Regions from separate parts of the Homo sapiens genome. Here all the other regions are linked to region 2. Evidence: chromatin loops called from intact Hi-C (ENCODE). Cell type or tissue: GM12878. All regions are shown on one strand. Region 1 has its middle 16 kb from the start of LINC01491. Region 2 overlaps LINC01491 (long intergenic non-protein coding RNA 1491). Region 3 overlaps LOC124900354 (a long non-coding RNA gene).

Evidence for each region. Hi-C counts contacts between places; a loop is a spot of excess contacts. Peaks named below come from ENCODE experiments on the same cell type or tissue, not always from the same donor. Only the 100,000 strongest peaks of a DNase experiment are listed, where the experiment ranks them.
Region 1: it touches region 2 in a loop (2.3-fold over the local background); 2 of 110 quality-filtered maps call a loop at or near these places.
Region 3: it touches region 2 in a loop (2.8-fold over the local background); 2 of 110 quality-filtered maps call a loop at or near these places.

The regions. Positions count from the first base shown.
Region 1 is chr15:47,858,195-47,866,194 of GRCh38, forward strand. No RefSeq gene overlaps it. Among named protein-coding and RNA genes, the nearest start is that of LINC01491, 16 kb to the left of the region's middle. In GM12878, no CTCF peak of the experiment used is centred here; a DNase peak (open chromatin) is centred at 4,377.
Region 2 is chr15:47,810,944-47,818,943 of GRCh38, forward strand. The region is part of intron 3 of LINC01491 (long intergenic non-protein coding RNA 1491); the gene reads right to left. Among named protein-coding and RNA genes, the nearest start is that of LINC01491, 31 kb to the right of the region's middle. RefSeq lists enhancers at 1,381-1,878, 3,427-3,506, 3,527-3,596. In GM12878, no CTCF peak of the experiment used is centred here; DNase peaks (open chromatin) are centred at 1,948 and 3,238.
Region 3 is chr15:47,956,977-47,964,976 of GRCh38, forward strand. The region is part of intron 1 of LOC124900354 (a long non-coding RNA gene); the gene reads left to right. It overlaps LOC102724553 (a long non-coding RNA gene), which reads right to left. Exons shown (of 3, transcript XR_001751520.2): 3 at 2,080-3,649. Among named protein-coding and RNA genes, the nearest start is that of LINC01491, 110 kb to the left of the region's middle. RefSeq lists an enhancer at 4,976-5,035. In GM12878, no CTCF peak of the experiment used is centred here; DNase peaks (open chromatin) are centred at 3,357 and 4,885; H3K4me3 peaks cover 1,320 bases; H3K27ac peaks cover 1,148 bases.

The DNA.
Region 1 (8,000 bases), 47 kb after region 2:
CCATCAGGCTCCAATTCAGACATAGTATAGCATTTATCTAATGTGGGCTTGAAGCCCTTCACTACTAGCTCTCTGTTGAGTCAAATTCCAGTCAAAGTGAACATGAGTGTGACATGTGTGCAGTAGATTCTGGCCAAGGGTGTAGACTGTGAAATAAATGCCTGCACTCACAGACTGCTTCTTAGGTGTGTGACACTGCATTGAATCTTTCCTTGCTGGTGCAACAGGAGAGCCCAGTCCAGTGCCTCTTCTACTACCTAATGCTAAATGTGTTCAATATCCTTTAGAGGGCAAGGTTCTGTGTAATGCGGAACACTCCTGACTCTACCTGGAGAATTGCGTGAACACCCAAGATCAGAAGCCAAGATGTCAGATCAACAAAATGCCACGGGGCAGGCACTCACCTCAATCTCTCATTCAGAAGGGTGTGCAATTCCAAGTGGAAGTGGGACCCCCAAACCAGCTGTGAATTCTGAAGGCAGCTGAAAAGCCGGGAGATTCACAGCATACTGTCTCTCCCCAAGGTGTGGGTGCAGGTTTCTCTCTCGGGACATTCTCACCTCCCGCTGGGGTACCTCCCCCAGCGTTCAGCAAAGTGCAACAGGAGGTCAGGAGCTCCCAGGACTATGATTCTCTCTCCCTACCAGACAGGGATGATTTGATCTGGTTCCAGTCCAACCCAAAGCTACTTCAGTAAACAGTGTTTTTTTTTTTGTTTTTTTTTTTCTGAAGATTGCCTATTTCTGTCTTTTACCTCCCTTGCATATGGCAAGGAGAAATAAGATAATATATGTGCAATGCTTTGAGCTCCTTGGGAAAGCAGCACTCTTTAAGTGCATGATATTAATAATAGCAATATTTCTGTTACCACGAAGACAAGCTGAGTCCATCTTTCACATGTCCTTTTAAGTCATTTTCCCTGCGGCTGCCTTTTCTGGTAAAATGGTTCTAAATGAGCCATACAAATCTCTAGTTTTAAAATACTCATTTGGGGAAAATGCTGGTTAGGCTGTATCTTACCTGGAAGGGGAATATTCCTATGTTTGTTTCTTGAAATGATGATGATTCCGGTAGGTCAGGAATGGGAGGGCAGTCAACCACCAGGAAACAGACATGTGAAATATGCAATTGGTGTGGAAAATAGAAATCCACAGATACCCTGCCCACCATGGCCAGGATTCCAGGCCCATTTCCTGCCGAGCAATGTGAGCAAGTGACAATAAACTCCTTTTCTGAGAGTTATAAAACACAAGTATCTAGCAGCCAAGCCCCTCATTCTGTTAGAAAGAGACCTGACATTACTATTCCCAATATTAGCAAAAATACTGTGATGATGATGACAACAGGCATCATTTATCAAAATCCTGCCTCATTCAGAAATTGTGCTAAACTCTATATTCCTTGTCTCATTTTATTCAATCCTCCCAATAAAACCACGACAGATATTATTATCTTTAAAACTCCGAGATGATTAGTAACTAGTCCAATGTCATACAGCAATAATTTAAAATTTGAACTTCAAATTAAAAATAATATGCTCTGGTTATTTTTTTAAAAAAATAAAGAAATAAGTGGAACCTGCTCCTTTACTGTACCCCCTACCACTCCTCTCCATCCATTCAGATGCATTTGGTGCTTGGGATGTTTAATTTTATGTGTCAACTTGACTGGCTCATGGGATGCCCAGATAACTGGTTAAATACTGTTTCTGGGTGTGTCTCACCTTCAGTGTGAGCGTGTTTTTGAAAGAGATGAGCATTTGACATGGTGGACTGAGTACAACAGATGGCCGTCCCTAATGTGAGTGGGCTTCATCCAGTCAGCTGAGGGCCTGAATAGAATAACAAAAGGAGTGGAGGGTCGGGGGAGATTAAATTAACCCTGCCTAGCTGCTTGAGTTGGGACATCGTCTCCTGCCCTCGCTGTTTCTGCTTCTCAGGCCTTCAGATCTAGACTGGAATCTATCCCATCAGCTCTCTGAACCTCAGGCCTCTGAACTATACTGCTGGTTCTCATGAGTCTCCAACTTGCCGAAGGTAGATTGTAGATCATGAGACTTCTCAGCCTCCATAGTCTCAAGAGCCAATATCTTATAATAAATATCTTCATATATATGTGGTGTGTGTGTGTGTGCATGTAGACAGACAATCACACACACACACACACACAGAGAGAGAGAGAGAGAGATAGAGAGAGATCCTGTTAATTCTGGAGAACCCTTACTAATACAGTGCTTTTTGCATATTTGCTAGGCACTTTTAGGTTCTGGGAATACGGCAATAAACAAAAGTATCCATCCTGGAGAAGCAGGGACCCACCCCAAATGATAATTTGAGGGCCTGGAGCACCAAAGTGAAGTTCATGTTTCCTAGTTTTTCACTAGTACAACCACACAAATGACAGTCTGTGAGCCTGTGGTTTCCAAATATTTAGCCTCTGATCCTGGGCTCTGCTCTGCCTCCAATGCCTTTCTTTCTTAGAAGGCTGCAAATGTGTTATAAATAAAACCAAATAACAGGGTGAAGCCAAGGGTCCTCTCACCCTTGGGCCTTAAAGAGCACAGTCTTCAGTATAAATTAAAGTTGTGTTTTACCTGTAGATCTATCATCTACTTGCTATGTGACCATGAGCAAGTCACAGCCTCTCTGAACTTCAGTGGTTCATCAGTAAATGGAAATAATATTACCCATGGCAAAGGGTGGTTGAAAGCACTGAATGAGCTGCACTTAAAGGGTCTGACACAGGGCTTGGCAGCTATGTGAACCTCATTTATGGTAAATGCTCTTACTGTTGTAAAATCCAAGAAGAATGTGCAAAAACAACCAGGCCTTAAGGGTAAAACCTACTGGAGACTGGTGAAGTGCCAGCATGACCATTTTGAAGCCTGTGAAATCCGTAATAGAAATCCTTCCAGCATCCACACTTGTCCAAAACTCGTCTGCACAGGAAGATTGCTAATAAAATGGGAACAAAGGAAATCATGAGGAAACCATCCATTCAACAACCAAATAAAGCCAGCGCAAAACCACCCACTGCCCCCTACCACAACAGACTGATGGGTCACAAGGCAGGGGGCCCAGGGTTGCTGCAGAGCCCCCTTATTAAACAGAGCCCTGAAGAGAGGCCATCCATTCACAGGCTGCAGCCCCTGGGGGGCTCTGGATTGTCCACCCTTTCCTTGCAAGCACTTACATCTTCAATAGGGGATTGACACAGCATTGGGCATAATTAACTGCCTTCTAATTCATCCCAGCACTGGGCCTTGTTCTCAGGAAACTGAGAATGAATTTGGTATTTAGCCTTAATGAAGGAAAACAAGTCTAAGTGTTAAGAAGCCCCCAACTTCCTTGTGTGACGGGCAAGTGTATCTCGTTTTATTCGTTCACAACAACCACACATACTCTATTTTTCTTTGCTTGCGGAAGAATGTCATCGTGAGGCAGAACAAATATGACAATTTAAATGCGTACCCCGGGGCTTAAGTAGCACAATGCCAAAACTTTTAGTGATCGTGGTAGATACAGACAGTCTGACCCCCAGCTGCAGACCTGAGAAAAGGAGGCTGTGCTGCCCAAACACAAAACAAATAAGATCTCTTTTGTAAAGGATTCTGTCAAGTGTCTTTTTTATTTATGTTGCCTTTTGTCACACTCAATCAGAAGTCAGAATATGAAAACTCTTTCCTGCTGTTTGCCTATTTTCCTTTTCTCACTAAAAATTTTTCTTGCTTCATGTTAAAAAATACACAAACAAATGAAGTTATTTATTTTAAGATAGGGCTATAAAATAACAGGCAATGAAAAAGAAATTAAGCATCCTAGAATAATTATTAGCATAAATAGTAGCAATCTTAGGAAATTTCACGAATATACCAAAGACACTTTGGCTGGTCCCTGGGTATCAATGGCCCTTCTTCCTCTCTGATGGGGACCAGATTTGGTTGGGTGTCCTCTCCTTCTTCTCACAAGTCACAGGTACATTCTGAATTGCCCAAGCAAGTGATGCAGACTTCCTTTGGTAGAAACAGGCTTAGAAGTGGGCAGGGATGCCAGTCCTGGCCAATGAAATGTGAGAAGAGGCCCACTGGAAGTCTTCAAGGAAAGGTTTTAATAAGAATTAGCAAGCCTGAGAGCTACTCTACTGTGTAACATTTTGTTTGTAAGATTTTTTTTCCTTATTCTTTAAGACTGTTGAGTTGGAGGTTTCCTATTTGTCACTGAAAACATTCAAACTGATAAATGATAACTGCTCAAATCGTTTTGTAATCTTCTCTATGGAAAATGCTGTCAAAATCAATTTAACACCATCACAGGGAAAATTCTGTAGTAGTTACCTGTTGCTTCTGCTCAGCATCCGTTTCCCTTTCTTAGTAAGAGTAACCGGTGTTTCTCAAACATGAATGTGCAGATGAGTCATCTGGGGGTCTTGTGAAAACACATGCTCTGGTTCAGTAGGCATGGAGTGGGAACTGAGACTCTGCATTTCTCTCTGGTGATGCTGATGTTACTGCTCCCTGGAGCACTCTTTGTATAATAGGGGTCTATATTTCCATTGGGACAACCAGTCCAACCAGTCTTTTTCCATAGCCCAAAATATTTAGGTGAAATTATCTTAAGATAGTAGGAGAAGTCCATTTCTGGGCTACAGTTATTGGTTCAGAGATGGGCAGTTCACTCAATATGAGCCAATAAAATAGGAGATGTTTGCTGGAAGCCATTAAGAAAGAAGGCTTTTCACTTTCCAAGAGAGCTGTTGGGAGAGTTTTCTTTGGATGATATGTAAAAGGATGTGGTGGTTGGAACTATGCTAGCCATTTCTGCAGCAATGAAGGGAGGACAAAGCCCACTCACTGAAGAGGGCAGAGCTGAGAGAAGCATAGAGATGTGAAGCCCCTGGGGATAAAGTTGTAAACCTCTGGGGTGAGCTCCACCTGAAATTAAAGATTCTTCCAGATTCTTTATTGACATGAGCCAATAAGCTCCCCTTTCCCCTTTGCTTAAGCAATTTTGGGCTGGGTTTTATATTAATTGCATGAAAACAGTCTTAAATAACACAATTAGAATCAATGCTGTAGATTACAGCAGGGGCTGCAGACTATAGTCAGAAGCCTCTGTATGGCCCTAGAACTAAGACTTCTTCTTACCTTTTTAAAGGATTGTAAAAAAGAGAAAGATAAAGAGAGAGAGAAAGGATGTCAGCAAGGAAGGAACGGAGAGAGAAAGGTGAAGAAGAAGGAGAGGGAGAGAAAGATGGAGATGAAGATGAAAAAGAAGAGGAGAAGGAGGGATTGGGAGAAGAAGAGGAAAAAGAAGCTGGGAAGAAGAAGAAGAAGCAGGAGGAGAAGGAGAAGGAAAAGAAGAAGAAAGAGGAGAAGGAAGAGGAGGGGAGGAAAAGAGGGAGGAAGGAGAGGAAGAAGAGGAGAAGGAGAAGGGGGAGAAGGGGCAACATAGACAGCATATGGCCCTAAAGCAGGGATCAGCCAGCTTTTTCTGCAAAGAACCAGACAGTTAATATCTTAGGCTTTGTAGGTCATATGATAACCACCCCAACTACTCAACCTGCTGTTGCAATTGAAAGCAGCCATAGAAGATATGTAAATGAATGTGCATGGCAGTGTATCAGTAAAACTTTATTTACCAAAAAGTAGAAGAAGGAAAAAAAGAAAATAATAATCTAATCAAATGCCTTATTCAGTAAACTTGTTTCCAAAAACTCAAGGAATGGTGAACATTTATGTTTGATAGGGACACTACAAAAAATGAGCCAAAGATCTTGAAGGAGCTCCAGCTAAGGAGTGACTATACTTGTAAGCAGTGACTGCCTCTGCGTAAGTGCAGTCCTTCAGATAGCTACCTTGAGGCTTCTCTGTAGCCACATGAGCTTTGGCATGTTTGTAGAACCCATATTTTCCAGGTCCACCAGCCTGAAGATACAAATGGCTAACAGCTAGAAACTCAACACAGGATTTCTCTGGCTTGACCACCTCACCACATTTATTCTGTGGGAAATTTGTCCCTGATATGGTTTGTCTCTGTGTCCCTACCCAAATCTCATCGCGAATTGTACTCCCCATGTGTCAAGGGAGGGAGCTGGTGGGAGGTGGTTGGATCATGGGAGCAGTTTCCCCCATCCTGATCTTGTGATAGTGAGTGAGTTCTTATGAGAACTGATGGTTTTAAAATGCTGGGCAGTTCCCTTCCCCCTCTCTCGCCTACCACTATGTAAGATGTGCCTTGCTTCTCCTTCCCTTTGCCCATGATTTTAAGTTTCCTGAGGCCTCCCCAGCCTCATGTGAAACTGTGAATCAATTAAACCTCTTTTCTTTGTAAATTATCCAGTCTCAGGTAGTTCTTTATAGCAGTGAAAAGGAACCAATATAGTCTGTCTTCAAATCCTCAAATGGCTTGCATAGCTATAATCTCTGCAGGCTCTCAGTCTTTTTGGCTAAATTTTAAAAAATTTCTTTCTTTTCTATTCCAGAGTGCTACAGTAGTAACAATGGTGGAAGCTAAGCACATGATTATACTACTGTCTTCCAAGCTAAGTGCTGAGTCCAAGGCCAAGAGCACTGATATTTGAGACAAAGGTGCTTACGTTGTGAATAATGACTTATTGACTGATATTAAGTTTCCCCGTACTGCTGCTGCCCTGTTTTTGCTCCTGGTTGCTTAGCCCAGTCTACCGGTATCTAGACTTTAAAGACATGGCTTTTTTCTCTTGACATTCTTATCACAACTTCCTTGACCCCAAATTTAGCAAAGTTTTGCATTTGGTCCTTGCGGTACCCAAAAAATGATATCCAGGCCCTAATTGCCAAACTTTTTTTTTTTTTTTTTTTTTAGACAGAATTTTGCTCTTGTTGCCCAGGCTGGAGTGTGATGGCATGGACTCGGCTCACCACAACCTCTGCCTCCTGGGTTCAAGCAATTCTTCTGCCTCAGCCTCCTGAGTAGCTGGGATTACAGACATGTGCCACCGCGCCAGGCTAATTTTTTTGTATTTTTAGTAGAGACGGGGTTTCTCTGTGTTGGTCAGGCTGGTCACAAACTCCCAACCTCAGGTGATCTGCCCCCCTCGACCTCCCAATGTGCTGGGATTATAAGCGTGGGCCACCACGCCTGGCCACTAATCACCAAACTTTTTGAATGTTACCTTATATGACAAAAGTGACTAGTGATTAGATATAATTAAAATGAGTATTTTTGACACAGGTAGATTACCATGAATTATTTGAATGGGCCCCAAATGTAATCAGAAGTGTCCTTATGAGTGGGAGGCAGAGAGGTTTGAATACAGAACAGGAAAAAGTGTTGTGACAATAGAAGCAAAAATTGGAATGATGTGACCATAAGCCAAAGAATGCTGGCAGCCACCAAAACCTGGAAGAGCCAAAGCATTCATTATCCCCTGAAGCTTCCACAATGAACCAACCCTGTCTACATCTTCATTTTACCTCCATAAAACTCACTTTGGACCTATGGCCTCCAGAAATGTAAGAATACATTTCTGTTATTTTAAGTCCCTAAAATAACAAATAAAATATTTGTGATGATTTAAATAAGAAACTCATACAGGCCTGGAGATAATCCTTGCGTTCAGAATCCTCCATTCCTTCCAAGTTCCCTTAATCAACTATGTTTCCTTAAGATGCTCTATTGAAGACACTCCTGCCAGGCACACCCCACCAGTCCTTTGAAAACAGCCAGATACACCTAAATACCAACTAAGGCTAAAGCAAGAAATCCTGATTCTTATCTCATTATAAATATGTTATTCCATTTGTGTTGCTTTAAGGAAATGCTTGAGGCTGTATAATTTATAAGGAAAAGAAGTTGATTTGGTTCCAAATTCTGCAGATTGTACAAGAGGCATGGCACCATCTTCTGCTTCTGGTGAGGGCCTCGGGAAACTTCCACTCATGGCAGAAGGCAAGGGGGAACAAATGTGTGCAAATTACATGGCAAGAGAGGAAGCAAGAGAGAGGGGAAGGATGCCAGGTT
Region 2 (8,000 bases):
TCCTGGAGATGACTAAAACAAGTTTCATGTTAAACCTGCACCAGTCTGTAGGCGTGCCACACGCAGAAGCAGGTCCCTAGGAGAGACTGAGTATCCCAGTTTGGAGTCACATCCATTGTATTTCCCCATAAGCAGAAGAGAAGCTAGAGTCTCACTTGAGCCAGCACTCCCTCTTTCTCCCTTTCAAACCAAATTCAAATGTGTGATCCTAGCTGCTGGAGGCTGCTGGCTGAAGGGACAATTTCCTGTCTAAACACATGTTGTGTTTCCCTTCGAAACTGGGGGCTTGAACACCACCCATCAGCTTCCAGATAAAGTTCCTTTTGACCTCATATCTGGCCTGCACATATCATCCACAGGCAGGGCCAGCCACAAGCAGTCTGTGGAAGCCTCACCTCTCAGCACCTTCCCCTTCTCAGCACCCAACTCCCTGCCCTCCCAGGTGCCTTTTCTGTTTTCTTTTCTCACAGATCTTGTTTTTAGCTAGCTGTCATTTAGCTGTCAACAAATTTCCTGGAGGCATTACCTAATGGGTTATACATACTTAACTCACTCAGAGGCATTACATTTTAATAGGGCATATTTAAGGCAAAGTCATCTTCAATACCCAAAGGAATACATCCTAAACAGCGAATTTTAAGCATCAGGACTGAAAAGGGTACTAGATAGGACCAGAGAGAGATTTTGCAGTTAAAAGGCTATAATCATTGCTTTTCCAGTCACTGGCCACTGGTATAATTTGCTTTGGGAGCTTAATCTTCATCCCTTTTTCTCCTATGTCCTCATTCACAGCTTGGTTTCCAGACCCAGGGCTCACACACCATTTCTCCTCCAGAGTCTGTCCCAGCTCTCCTGGACAGCTACTCACATCCATTTGTGCCTTGCCCTGACAAATGCCTCTCTTTCCTATCTCTCTACCTTCATTCCAGCAGTGCCTTCCTCATCTTTCTTCCTCCCTTCCCTGAATTTCAAAATTTGATCCATCTTCTGACTTCCAACATAAACATCCTCGTCTATAAAGACTTCCCCAAATTCTCCCAGGCCTATCTCATGACATCTGCCTTCCAGTGTCTCCTCCTAATACCCCCCGCCCCCACACCATACCCTCTGAAGACTTCAATGGACCACATGCTTCCAGGAGGGGGAGGTCACCACGCACTGTTGCTCCTGCTCACCTTGGTATACTTGGCTCCCAGTATGAGCTTTAACACTGTCCCCAGTGCCAGTGATCCAAGCACACAAGCTAGAAACCACACTGTCTTTTATGACTTTGCTTCAGAAATTGCACTCCATCTAGGCGCCTAATAGAAGCCTCATAGGTGTTTTTGGTTTGTTTTTATTTTTTTAAAATCAATACTTATAGTTTCTGCCATTAATTAACTCTGTGCATTTAGTCAAATCATTCCCATTTCTCTGGGCCTCAGGGTCCTCCATTTTAATATGAGGAAATTGGACAAGGATATTCTTAGCGCTTTCCAAATGATAAAACTCAATGCGAGAGGTTGGGCTTCATGTCCCAGTCTCTCCAATGTGAAGAATTCATATTTTCTTCACAGTATAAGAAGAGTGAGTTTGTTTTTAAGAGTACTGTTTACACATGTTTGTACAAATCAATCAACATTCCCATCTCTACTGACTCACATGGCCTGGAACGCAAGTTCACATACCAAAGAGAACTGAGAAGGGGGATGGGGGAAATAACTCTCCAATTTATCTAGGTAAGAGCACCACTCCTATTTTCACTCCATGAGTGTTATGCAAGGTCAGCCTCCCCCTCTGCAGAATGGGAGAGTTCTGGATGACTTCTCTGAACAGCATGGGGTCAAGGATGACTGCCAAGACATCAGATGTCATCACACCTGCCTTTCTCCTGGATGTCTTTTCTTATCATTACAGTTGAAATGCAAGAGAAACCCTAAAAGAAATGTGAAGCTGAGAAGGACACAGCTCTCTGACCATGACCACAGGAAGTGGTAAGTGCAAACACGTTCCTCTGATGGTTTCACGTCGTTGCCTATTCTGTCCAGCCCTGATGGGTCTGAGCAAACACCCATTTTTAAGAGAATAAGAGGCCTGACATTTGCTGTCTCTACTGCTAAACCTTTTTCTTCTTTTGCACCCATACTCTGTGCCTGGGGTAGACATTTTGGTGCTTGGGGTCTGTAGATGCCAGACCCAAATCCCTTTAACTAGCTGGTGACTTGACTTTACCTGCTATGAGGGGTATGTGCTAATGGCTCACAGCTTCCCCCTTCTCCAGATAACTGCCTTCGGAAGACAGGAGCCATCTTGCCAGCATCATTCCCTCAAGGCCCACAGCCAATGCCTAAGGGACATGGGCTATAAAGGCCAACCTCCTATAAGGGCATAGCTGTTCTGTGTGGTGTGGGCTCCAGAACTTTCCTCCCATGGACCAGATTAAGACTAGGCCTCACCTAAGACCAGATCCTTGCTATGCTTCTCCCACTGCCCTCTGCTGTGTCAGGCTCTGCCTGTAAGGAACCCAACCTAATTTAGCTCGTCTCTGTTCAGTCTGTGATTCCATAGAACCCCTTTGTAGAAAAGCTATTTTAACTGGCAAGCAGATTGCTTTGCTCCACAGCTGCCCTTTGGAGGTTTTGTGTAATCCTATTAATATTTGTCTGTGGTTAATTTATATTTTAAGGGCTAGTGGGTTTCTAGTAGTAACATATGTAGATCACTGGGGAGGAGGAACCTGAGGCAGCATAGACTAGTAGAAAGAGTGTGCCTTGGCATTGAAGGGAACTGAGTCCAGCTCTACTCTCAAGGGTCATTTTGACCAGGGGTCAGTTGATGTAGCTTTTGGGTCACAGTTGACTTTTCTGTCAAGTGGAGAGAGGGCAAAGATGAACCCTAAAGTCTCTTTATGTTCTGTTGGGTGTTCTAGGACTGTAAGATTCATATTCTTCTCTCCATTTTTACCCAGAAGGAACATGCAAAAAGAGATGCGCATATGCAGGAAGGATACATGTGGACAGAGTGGACCCTAAACTCAATTATCCATTTCCTATCTCCAAAGCAGAAAAGCCACACACATATTTTAGTGATATTTATTCAGCACATAGTGCATTCAAAGAGCTGGTTTTAAATAAAATGGTCTAAGCACCTGCTTTTTGGTGGGAAGCTGGCAGCAGGGCTTCCTCATTTCACTCTGGCAACCACTCAACATCTGCTCTCCTTGGCTGTTTGCATTCATAAAACTATGTCAGCGTCTGTTGAAAAAGACAAAACCTACTCAGATCAGTGCAGGACTCATTTGTAAAAACGAAAGTGCTCACTGAATCAATCATAGACCACATTGTTCATTTGAAGAGTGGAGACTTCACTTGCTCTTCCTTCTCTTTTAAATTTTCGAAATGCTTTCACATTTACTCCTTCATCTGGTCCTTCTGGCAGCGTCATAACATACTATCTATTTGTATTTGGAAGGAAACTGAGGCAGAGTGTGGTTGTATGACTTGATTTTTAAGTGACCAAGAGTTAACGTCAAAGCAGGCCCAGAGCACCCTGTTTAGGCTCTCAGCTGCCTGAATTCCTACCACATCACACTGCCTTTCAACACAGTCTAGAGTTTGCCTCAGTGTTTCTTAAGAATTGTGCACAGGAAGTTTTCAAGGAAGGGGGATAATTGTTATAGAAAAAGGAATGGTTTCCCGTGACCTAAGTTTGGGAAATGCTGCAGTAAGCAGGCTTCTTTACAGTGAGACATCTTGGAGCCTTGGATGTTGCTGAGGTGTTCCAAGATTAGGCATTGCATGTAGGATTTCCAAACATACTGGACCACACCTCCCTTTATTCCCATATCATCTCGCATCTTGGAAAGCATTCCAGTAAGTCAGACTCATTGGTGTATATGATACCCACAGTTTGGATATTTGGATGATTTCTGGGACTAAGTAGGCATAGTCTACTACTGCAGCTATTTCAGTGATCAGTAACCTAATAGCTTGGTTTTGTTTGCATGTTTGTGTATGCATGAATACTGACAACCCTACTTGTTGCAATGTGAGGAGTGTCATCTCTAGCCCTTTGGCTTTGAAAAGGTTGCCATGAAGAACTTACTGATCACTCTCTTGTAGAATTAATTCAAATCTCAAACCCTCTCAAAGTTTTCAGCAGGCTAACAGGGCCTCATGACTTCCAACAACTTAGATATTCAAGGTGTAGCAGTTTTGACACAGCCTGTAATCTCTTGGTCTTAAACTTAAGATTTATTCAAGCTCTTTTTTTCTGAAAAGCTCTATAGCTCTCCAAAACAGATTGACATCCATCTATAATTACAAGCACTTAATTGCCCATATATAATAAAATTTCAAAGACTGCAATTATCTCCTCCACATAGACATATACCTCTCACAGTTCAAAACCAAGTACCTTTGTTGGATTCAGATTATGTATTAATAATTTCCCAGATCACTCGGCCCTACTTGTCCCTAGGTCTCGGATTTTGCTCAGTGGAGATCCCTGGCTGTTGTCTTCCCATTTCCTATCACCACTGGCAGCAGCTCAGGCATCCTATACAGAACTTACTCGATCCATGAAAGCCTGGGACCTCTTTATTTTGGGGAAGTGAATGAAACCAGCCATGGAGCTGGGGATTAGCCTTCTCCCAGACAGGCTGAGTAACACAGGCTGCCAAAAGAGGGGAGGAGGGTGGAATTACCTCAGTGAGACTCCTGGCCAGTAAGAGATAGGAGGCAGAAAGAAGCCAACAGGAAAACTCTGCTCCTATCCTCCTGCTGACAGGTAGTTCTGAGGTGCAGTGGTTCCTCATGCTACCTCCAGAGCCCTCCAAAAAAGTGGCTGTGTGTGTGTGTGTGTGTGTGTGTGTAGCTATGGCTGGCTCAGAAACTACCACCTTTGACTTACTGTGTCAACTTCCCTTGACTAACTCTTTATGCCCTGGACTTGTATCTCCCAAGGAAGCATTAGCATTCAAACTCTTCCTTAAGCTCTATTCTGGGGAACTCAGGCTAACAATTCCATACATAGCCAAGAGTTTTCTCTGTTTGTAAAGTTATCATAATCATAGCTCATGTATACCAAACCTTACTATACAGACTGTTCACACACAATACTTCCCACAGCACACAAGAACAAAATTGTGATAAGCCACTGTCTATAACACATTGTTTATTCTTATTGGTCCTAAAGTAGATCTATTTCAAAGTCTTTTCTGCAGATGATAGATGTTAAGTGTTCATTAAGAAAATAGTTATGCTCTAGACAAGAATGCTTCCAGATTTCTTACTGTTTAAGTATGACTAGCTCATGATTTTCTACCCCAATCCTATTCAAGGGATAAAATGTATTCAGATAAAGAGGGGGAATAGCATATATACTATATTGTAGAGGTTACAGATTGCATACAAACCTAGGAAGAAAGACCGGTTCATTTAATCATATATTTTAATAAAGCAATTGAAAAAAGTGGTTAATTCCCTATCCCTCCCTGGCACAATCAATATAAAGCTAATTTGTATAAAACTTGGTTCTTTCCTGTGGCCTAGATAATCCACAGTTCGCTGGACTGGAGATGAGACCTTTTCAAACCCTCATCTGGAGAGATGTCCCTACAAACATAGATTATCTCCATGAAATGCACTTCCACTGGCAACTAAAAGTCCCTGTCTTCCCAGAGGGGATTGTGGGAATCAGGAAAAACAGAACAAGCTGTGCTGCAGTAACAAACAAGCCAATTATTTTAGTGGCTTATAACAGTAGGAGCTTATTTCTCACTCTCCCTACATGTCCATCAAAGGTTGGCAGGGCATCTAATCCAAGTCATTCTCCCTTTGGCAGCAGCAATCACTGAAACCATCACCAGTTACCTTGGCAGGTAAAAGAAGTGTGAATTATGTAATAACTCTTAAAGCTTCAACACAGAAGTGACATAATCATTTCTTCCCACATTTTACTGAGCAAAGCAAGTCAGATAGTCAGATGGCCACACCTTATTTCAAAGAAGGTGGGGAAAAAATAGTTCTACCAAAAGTCCTAAAGAAGGAGGATCAGAGTATTTGCTTACAGCTCTAATGACCAGGGCTCTATGCACTGTCACCAAAGGAAGAATCGATCCTGGGAAAGGACGGTCAGTAGAGCAGTTTTGCCAAGTGCAGCTTGCCCTCTCTGAGGTAACTGTAGATATCCAGATGTTCTCTAATATTGGAAGGTGGTGTGCCACAGGTGCGTGACACACTACCATTACCAGCTCACTCCGCCCCTGACTCAGGCCACCTAGTGTAAATGTGTAAACACTTGTTTAAAATCCCCATCTAAGAAGGAGGCAAACTGAGCTCTTCCTCTCTGGGCTAAGCAGCTTGGATAGGGGAGAAGTAGAAACTTGCCAGCCCCACTGTGGGGCAGGATGGTATTCAGAAGTCATACCCTGACATACCATCCACTGTGCTGAAGGTTTACATCTCCTGTTTCTGAAACTGAACGCTGCCAGTAGAGTGAACTCCCTAATGATTTGGCATCCAGAATACATCATCTCCAGATTCATCAGCCTGCTCTGGAAGCCTTTGAAAATGCAATCCCCAAGTCCTCTGCAGAGAGCATCCTGTCAACCTGGGAGTTGGCTTGTTTTCTGTGGTGCTTTCTTAGCAAACACCAAAAGCTATTTTCCAGAGAGTTCCTTTGAATGGTTCCTATAAATCAAAGATGAAAGACATTGTGGCCAGAGGCCTTTTAAAGAAATTTTTGGTCTTTCTTCACCAAGCTTTTAAAAGACCACATCTTCAGAAGCCATTTTTTAAAAATCTATCTAGGGCTAAGTAAAGAATAATATAGAGCAGAGATAGTGGAGAATTTTCCAGAAAAAAAAGAAAGAATAGAACAAATCATAAAGAGTTTTTAGGTACAGGAACCTAGAAGCATCTATACTGGACACATTTTTACAACTATAAAAATGTCATTGTTTCTTCTTTAACCCCATTAAATGGGGCAAAGGAGAAGAGCGCATTTCCCATTTTCTCCTCTGAAGTGATTCCCCCATTATGCTGTCCCTGTGCCCAGAGGTTACTGCATTAGCATGACCAAGCCCCCAAATGTCGCATCTCCCTGCTCAGAGCCTCTCTGGCTGCTTGGAAAGCAGGCAGCAGTTTAATGAGACAAGTTCCCCTTGGAGACTCCTCTCCCCTCGAGGAATTCTGTAAGTGCTTTATACAAAACAGTAATAGGATGGTTCAGCCAGACTCTCTGGCTCAGATACACTAACTGCTGCTCCCTTTGGGAAGGAGGAGAAGGTAGCCGAGTGATAAGACCATTACCACTGACTGTGCCCTGTGAGCTGGTAGTCCCTGAAGCCACTTTTCTTGCCCTTTGCAAGCATGAAAGGAAGTCGGTGAAAGGCTGATCAGAACAGACTTCCTGGTGGGAGATAAAGCTGTCTATGGACAGGCTCTGGATGATAATGGGCAGAGAGTGATTTAGTACCATGATTACTTCTGAATAGAGGCTGCAAGCATTGTGCCCAGGAAGCCCAGTGAAGCTGCGGAGGAGTGACCAGAGAGAAATCCACTAGGCTGGATACACATAGGAGAGCTGAGCTGCCTACCCTGGCATTAGGAGGAGCCAAGAGCAACCTCTGGGAGGCCTTAGCAACACCTCTCAGAACTCCAGGATGCATCAGATAAAACAGTCCCATCTGTGGAGAATTTCCCTCCTCTTTCCATATACACTTTACCCCTGTCCTCTGAACTCACAGATTTTTAATTTTCTTATGACTCCAGACTTTAGGGGTACCTGAGCCTCTGCCTTATTGTTTTTTTTTCTAACAGGTTGGAATGTTGTTGAGATTTACTAATGACAGATCAACAGCTGGAGTTAGGGGGAAGTTAGTGAAAGCCATGAGCAGTGTCAGAATGAAATAAGGTCTGCGGGTGGGACTTGAGATGGAAGTTCATGAGGCAAGATAAGGAGTGGCCTGAACAAAGCTGTGCTTTTATTTTTATTTTTCTTTCTTTTCTTCTTCTTCT
Region 3 (8,000 bases), 150 kb after region 2:
GATAGAACAATTTATATTCCTTTGGATTATACCCAATAATGGGGTTGCTAGGTTGGATGGTAACTCTGTTTTTTTAAGTTCTTTGAGGAATCACCCAACTGCTTTCTACAGTGGCTGAACTAATTTACATTCCCATCAGTGGTGTATAAGTGTTCCCTTTTCTCCACAACATTGCTAGCACCTATTATTTTTCAACTTTTAATAATAGCCATTCTGACTGGTGTGGGATGGTATTTCACTGTGGTTTTAATTTGCATTTCTCTAATGATTAGTGATGTTGAGCATTTTTTATATGCTTGTTGGCCACATATATGTCTTCTTTTGAAAAGTATCTCTTCATGTCCTTTGCCCACTTTTTAATGGGGTTGTTTGTTTATGCTTATAAATTTAAGTTCCTTACAGCATCTGGATATTAGACCTTTGTTGGATGCATAGTTTGCAGATATCTTCTCCCATTCTGTAGGTTGTCTGTTTACTCTGTTGATAGTTTCTTTTTTTGTTCAGAAGCTCTTCAGTTTAATTAGATCCCATTTGTCAATTTTTGTTTTTGTTGCAATTGCTTTTGTTGTCTTCATCATGAAATCTTTGCCAAGTTCTATGTCCAGAATGGTATTTCCTAGGTTATCTTTCAGGGTTTTTATAGTTTTAGGTTTTACATTTAAGCCTTTAATTCATCTTACACTGATTTTTGTATGTAGTGTAAGGTGGGGTGTCCAGTTTCAATCTTCTGCATATGACTAGCCAGTTATCCCAGCACCATTTATTGAATGAGGAATCTTTTCCCTATTGTTTGTTTTTGTCAGCTTTATTGAAGATCAGATGGTTGTAAGTGGTGTGACATTATTTCTGGGCTCTTTATTACGTTCTATTGGTCTATGTGTCTGTTTTTGTACCAGTACCATGCTCTTTTGGTTACTATAGCCCTGTAGTATATGTTGACATTGGGTAATATAATACCTCCAGCTTTGTTCTTTTTGTTTAGGATTGCCTCGACTATTCGGGGTCCCTTTTGGGTTCCATGTCAATTTTAAAATAGTTTTTTCTAATTCCACGAAAAATGTCATTGATATTTTGATAGGAATAGCACTGAATCTGTGAAATCTGTAAATTGCTTTGGGCAGTATGGCCATTTTAATGATATTGATTCATCCAATCCATGAGCATGGATTATTTTTCCAATTTTTGGTGTCATCTATGATTTTTTGAGCAGTGTTTTGTAATTCTTATTATAGAGATCTTTCACATCCCTGGTTAGCTGTATTCCTAAGTATTTTATATTTTTGGGGGGGCAATTGTGAATGGGATTGCATCCTGATTTGGCCATCAGCTTGGATGTTGTTTGTATAAGGAATGCTACTGATGTTTGTATGTTGACTTTGCTGAGGTTATTTATCTCTGATCTCACAGAGCCTTGGGGCTGACATTACAGGGTTTTCTAGATATAGAATCATGTTATTTGCAAACAGGAATAGTTTGACTTCCTCTCTTCCTGTTTGGATGTCCAGGATTATTTTCAACAACACTTAGCTTAACCCAGGATACTAACCTACTGTAATGTTCTCACAGACAATATCATCACTTACAATAAAAAAGATGTTAATACTGGCAAGAAACCTAAAGATAATATGGAGAGTAATTATTTACTGTAGGTTTTTCTTATTTGAGGAAAAAATTACCCTAACTCTAGGAAAACCTTTCCTTCGCAAACTTGAATAGCACCTGCCCATGACCTATTCAGGAACTGTGTTATCTCATAGAAAAAAATACATTTAAAAATTTTTTTCCATAGAAGTATAATGCTTCTAAATGAGGCACTCTATCCATTCATCTATCTAGCCAACAGGTATTTATTATGACCTTTTATGTACAAGACACAGTGCTAGGCATTATGGATAACGCAGGGAGTATAGACTACCCTACCTTTGCCCTAAAAGACTTAACAGAATAGAGTAGAGGAAAATAAATAAATACACAAAACAAAAACATATATTGCAACTTGAACATTCTGATGCAAACAAGATATTAAGAGAGATCCTCCCAGCATAGCATTTTCTAAACTGAATTCTCTGAACATGCAAGTGGCCATAGTCATTTTTTATTTTTCTATCACTTAGGGCCTCACCTCAACATGACATTTGGCAAGGCCTTGCCCATTTGGCTATGAACAGCAGTGCACAGGGACTGGGTACAAGGGAGTTTCAGTCTCTGCTCATTGTTCTGAGAGATGACTTTTCTGTTTCCATCCCAATCAGCTTCATTCTATTATCCAGGTGCCAGAAGCAGTGGCATCCTCTACTGAGAGCATAGATATGAGGAGGGCATTAAAGAGGAAAAATAAATGTTTCCTGGAAGGAACGCCCAAGTAAGCATGGCCAAGACTTCCACAGATGGAAAGGGAAAACACTACGCTCTCTTTGTGCTTGCACCATATTCAGTAACTAATTAGAGCTTCCTGCTCAGAGCTCTGAGCTGCCCTGGGCCCTTCCTTGCTCAGACTTATGACCATGCCAATCTTCCTAAAGCAGGAACCCCATCCTTCCCTTCCATCTATAAGATTTTTTTCTTCTACTGAAATGCAAGTACTCCGTGAGGATGACTCTTGTAGGTGGAAGGAAGCCATGGAATAAGACCCCAGAAACACATGCCCCTACTTCACCATTCTGCTCACAAGCAGCTCTGCTTGTGAAATCCACTAAGAAATCAGCAATCTAAGTATTTCCCTCAATATGACTCTAGATATTCCATTGTGTTGCTGGCCGGTCTTTTCTTCTTCACATTCACCCTTGGTCCAGAGCAATCTGTATGGCCAGCTATTACTTGAGAGTGACTCTGCTCCCATAAAGTGACTTCCTCCCTAGAGTAGATTGTGGTTTGAGAGAAAGAGAGAGAATAGTCATACCTGTTCCTTTTCTTCGGGGCCAAAATTATAGCTGTTATTTCTTCTAGGGGCAACAAGGACTAATACAAACCTCCCTCAGCACCTTACAAAACTGGCTCAAAAAAAAAAAAAAAAAAGTGAAGGGTGACTGAGCTCGACTGAGCCCTGCAGGGTGTTACCCAAGAGGTGAGCAGATGTCGTTTCAGAAAAGTCAAAAAGGCTCTAACAATGTAGGAAGAAGAAGCTTTTGTGACACTAAAATGGGGTTGAATAAGGCAGACTATAGCTAATGCACAAATCATTTGAAAAGCCTCTTTCTCTGGTGAATGACTCAGTCAGGGGATGTTTGAGCTTGTAAAAAATCACAGGAAGGAATCTACTGACTCCAAGTCCAAGGTGCAGGCCTGTATTCTCCCATGGGCCAAGCAAGACTTCTGGGGAAAGATAAGACACCCTTGTCCTCATACCTTCAGCTTCTCTGTTGTCAATTACCATTGCCACATAATAATTCTGAAAGCGAAAAACAGCTCTCTTGTCATTTCAGCTCAAGCATAGCTTCTTCAATGCATCCATCAGACTTCTCTACTCTGCACTGATCTTTCTTCTTCCTGAATCCCTTTAGCACTCATAATCTATTGTTCACTAATAAACAATTAAAAATGGCTTTATTGGTCATCTCAGATTCTTTTTGGAATGAGTCAGGGCATTATTTAATGTTCATATTGTCCTTCGTTCCACACATGATAATCTTCTTTCTCCACATTAGTAACTCTGTAAAGGCAGAACAAATATAATTATTTTAAACCAACAAGAATCTTATTTTCTGAATTAAAATTTGGCTCATATGGGTCTGCAAGCACAGGTCCATGCGAGAGAATAGTGGGGCAGAATATTCTACATTGGATCTGCCTCTGAACATCCACGTGATCACCACACTCTGTTTCCTGGGGTCATACTCCCACACTGGAGCCAGCACACTGCTGGAGTCTCCACTGCCTGTTGGGAAGATGAGAAGCATCTAGCAAATATCTTCCAGGAGCATTGGTTTTATTCCATGGTAAATAATCTACACATTATTTACACATGAAAACATATTTTCAAGAGCAAAATGGAAGCCTTATGTTATTTTCTAAGATAAAACTTGAATGAAATTTCTTGAAGTTTCTTGAATCTTGGAGTGGGACTTTCAGGCTTCACCAACAACCCCCACCCTTCCACAACCCCCTCCTCCCCAAGCCCATGCCAAGCTCTTCCTGGAGCGCAGGTCCAGGCTTTCCTGCTCTTAGTTACCCTGTGTTCACACTTAAGAAGCACTGCTCTTCCACTCCTACAGTAAGGCAGAGGAGAGTAAGTGCTTGATAAATATTTATTGACATATTGATTCATTGTTCCTTCAAAATTCAGAGCAGCAAAAGGAAGTTGAAATCAAATCTTCTTTTAGGTGTAGGTGGAAAGGTCAATCAATAGTGGCCTTTCTGGCACTGGAGAAACATCCTACCATCCTACTAGAGACGTGTTCTACTTTGTCACTGTAGGTAGGAAGACAGTAATGGCTCCCTCAATGAAATGGTGATAAGAACGAGAACATGGTTCAAGAGAAGAAAAGAAGAAATTGTAGAAGGATAGAACTGGCCAAATGGCAAGGCATCTATGACAGAAAAGAGCAACAACAGAGCAGAGCAGAGCTGAAAGAGACCAGTCTCAGAGAAGCAAACATGTTCAAGCAAAGAACCGGGCAAGTCTTGTTTTCCCTCCAAACCCAAACCTCCTAGAAACTAACAGTTGGTTTTTGATTTCTTTGGGCTTTGTTTTTGTTTTACTTTTGTGTCTCAGAAAGGACCAGAAAAATACAGGGGCTCAGGTGAAACCTTTATGTCAGCAGGAAAAACAAGACTCAGAGAAACCACCTTGGCAGTGCGCCCTCTAGCAGTTCCCAACCACAAAGCGAGCATCCATCCTGTCTTGTTTACAGAAGCCCCAGCCAAAAACAAAATTGCCTAACCATCTTTGCCAAGGGGAACTGGGGTTAACAGTTTTTCAAAAACCTCATAATTCGATAATTTGCAAGTTACCACGACTTCCTCCGTAAAACTGGGCCCCCATGACTAAGAGGTTTCGTTTCAGTTGCGGTATGAAGAGAAACTTGTTGCTGGGCACCATTTGTGCAGCATAAGCCCTGGGATCCCTACAGAGTCTCTCAGTAGGATTCAAATGTCTCAGGAGAGGGGTGGAGCTCATCTGGGTTTCCACATTGGCAGCCAAGGATGCCCAGTGGAGCCATCTTCTCAGATCAGGCATCCTGGTTGTGTTAGTACTTCTAACCACTATGCAATTCACCCAGGCTATCAACTTGCCTGGCAGAAATAGGTCCTTCAAGGAAAATACTAGAATTCCTCTAGGCTGCCAGCCTCCGTTTCAGAGACAGGTGGCAGAGGCTGTGAAGGGTGGCCCAAGAAGCACAAGGGTGAGACAAAGATGAGCAGAGTGAGGCAGCAGCCATCCCCATGTGTGCTCTCCTTGTACACCCCAGGAAGGATCTTAGGGATCATCCAGTCCCTGATTCTCATTAGACAGAAGTGAAAGCTGAGTCTCAAAGAGGTGAATGGTTGACTTAAGCTAGACAGCAAGCTACTTGTGGGGAATAGGGGTAGAAATTAATATTGCTTTTGCTTTTGGAGAATAGTCTCAATATGTCAGTCACTTTTCTAGATGTAATTAATAATATATATTTTTAAAACTTCAAAAACCTATAGGGTAGGTAACATCTCTATTTTTATAGCTTTGTTTTATAAAGAAGGATATATTGTCTGAGAAGTGAGTTCAATCTGGAGCCACATCTGTCTACAAAGCCCATGCTTTTTCCTCACCGTACCTGATGTTCATTCCCAGCTCAGCAGGATTCATGAGACCTTCCCCATAAACTAACCCAAAGGGCAAAAGACTGGGTTGCCATGCCCTGTGGCCATGTTGAGGGTGGTGAGAGGGAGAGTGGCTATTCTTAGGGCTGTAAGTTGTACCTAAGAATATATTTGTGCATAGGAATAATTTTATAAATTAATGTTTATGTTTACCATGCAATGACTAGAACCATCATGGGTTAAATAACATTTTTTGACCCTGTAGGAACTCAAAGACATGCTCTGAGTTCCCAGTAACTGATTATCTTTAATGTGCCTACTGGTGATATCATTAAAATGTAGATTTAAATTCAGTGAGGTCAGAGATTCTTCAATTCTGTAAGCTCCCAGCTAATGCTGATGCTGCCAGTCCATGGACCACAATTTGGGCCACATCCAATTCACAAATAGAGACTCACTCTAAATCAAAAGTTGCTAATTAGGCTGGAGTACCCTATTTCTTTTTTTAATATTGCTGACCCCTAAGCAAGTTCTACTTATCTGTCTGAAAATTGTTGCTGTTTCCAGTGCAACAAGTCACTGCCTACAACTAATATTCCACCTTCTCTAGGACATATCTAGGCTCTGCAAAAAGATGATCTTCCAAAGCTCCACAAAGAAATGCCATTTGTGAATGCTCAGGCACACCTGTGCCTGCTGGCAGCAAGCCATTGACTTTTTCCAACAAGCAAACCAAAGCTTAACAAATTCCACTGTGGAAAGGTGAGCAGTGTGCCCCCTGCGGGCAGCTTCCCACTTCCCCTCCCATAAAATGAGGGCCTTTCAGCCCCACCTTCTTAATGAAGTGTTCAGCGAACACTCCACCGCATCCACCTCCCTTCCAACTTGTACCTCCCACAAACATTTGCCCTGTAAGTTCCTCTAACCAAGTCATCTTTTTTGTTTCCACGTTTTGTCTCTCTAGCCAAATCTTAAGTTCCTTGAGAGCAGAGACTCTGTCTAATCTCTCATTGCATCTTCCCACAAAGCCCAACCCAGTCAGTGTTGTGTTCAAATTATAGGCTAAAGAAACATGTCTCCATTCCCGGAAAGTTTTATTTTCCTGTTGTGTAAGAATGCAACTTCCATTGGGCTTCCGAAGAGTGTCTGTGAAGATCACACAGGAAGGACTCTACAATTATTATGAGTCGATAATTAACTTCTTACCAATGGTAGTGATGGGATTGTATAAATTCACGCCAGAATTCACATCAATGGTATACAAGGATTATATGAGATAATGCATGTGAAAGCACTTGGTAAAGTACAAAGCCCTCTGTAAATGTAAGGTATTATCCTGTTGTTATTATTACTTAGGGCGTATGTTTCTAGCAGAAGTGAACAAACACAAGATCACCAAAAAATGACAGACAGCCTTTGTCTACACCTCAAACCCACTCCGCATGAAAAGGGATTCTTTTTCATTCATTCATCCTTGAATTATAAGTCAGTAAACCAAGATTCGCTCCTGAGCCAGGAAATTGAGGTAAGAGAAAAATATTGGGATGGATCTGCAAACCTAATGCTAGTATCACATGGCAACTCCCATTTCCTGAAGCTCAGGGGGAGCCAGGTACAATTTAATATGATCAAGGGAGCTATTTCATGGGCTGAAGGAGACAGTGAGAATGACTGTCATTCACAGCAGGACAACATAATAGCATCCATGTGTTTGTCTGAATAGACACAGGCACTCCGTATGCACAGCACTTTCACCTTATTGAATAAGGCAGGCTCCCACTTGCTTGCCTCCTGCCTGCCCAGACATTCCTCCACTCCCTGCCCCGACTTTCCTTCTCACCACAGTTTCTTTATCATCCATGTCTTGGAGTGATTCTGGGCCATATATCCTGTGCACTCTTCTCCTAGAACCTCAGCAGCATCTCCCAGCTCCTCTCCCTTTGAAGATTCATATCCCATATACTTCCACATGTTACCTTAAACTCTGGTGTGTGTGTCTGTGTCAAACTTTCCCCTTTTATGAGAACATCAGTCCTATCAGGTAAGGGGCCTACCCTAATTCAGTATGATTTCATCCTAACAGCTAATCACACACTATTTCCAAATAAGGGTACACTCTGAGGTATTAGGGGTTAATATTTTAACATATAGATTTGGGTGGGGGAGGGGGCAATTTAACCCATAACACTTGGTCTTGGTTACTTGGGAATCTCCAACCCCCAGCCCCGCATCAGCCAGCTCATGTAGCACATGTGGATCACACA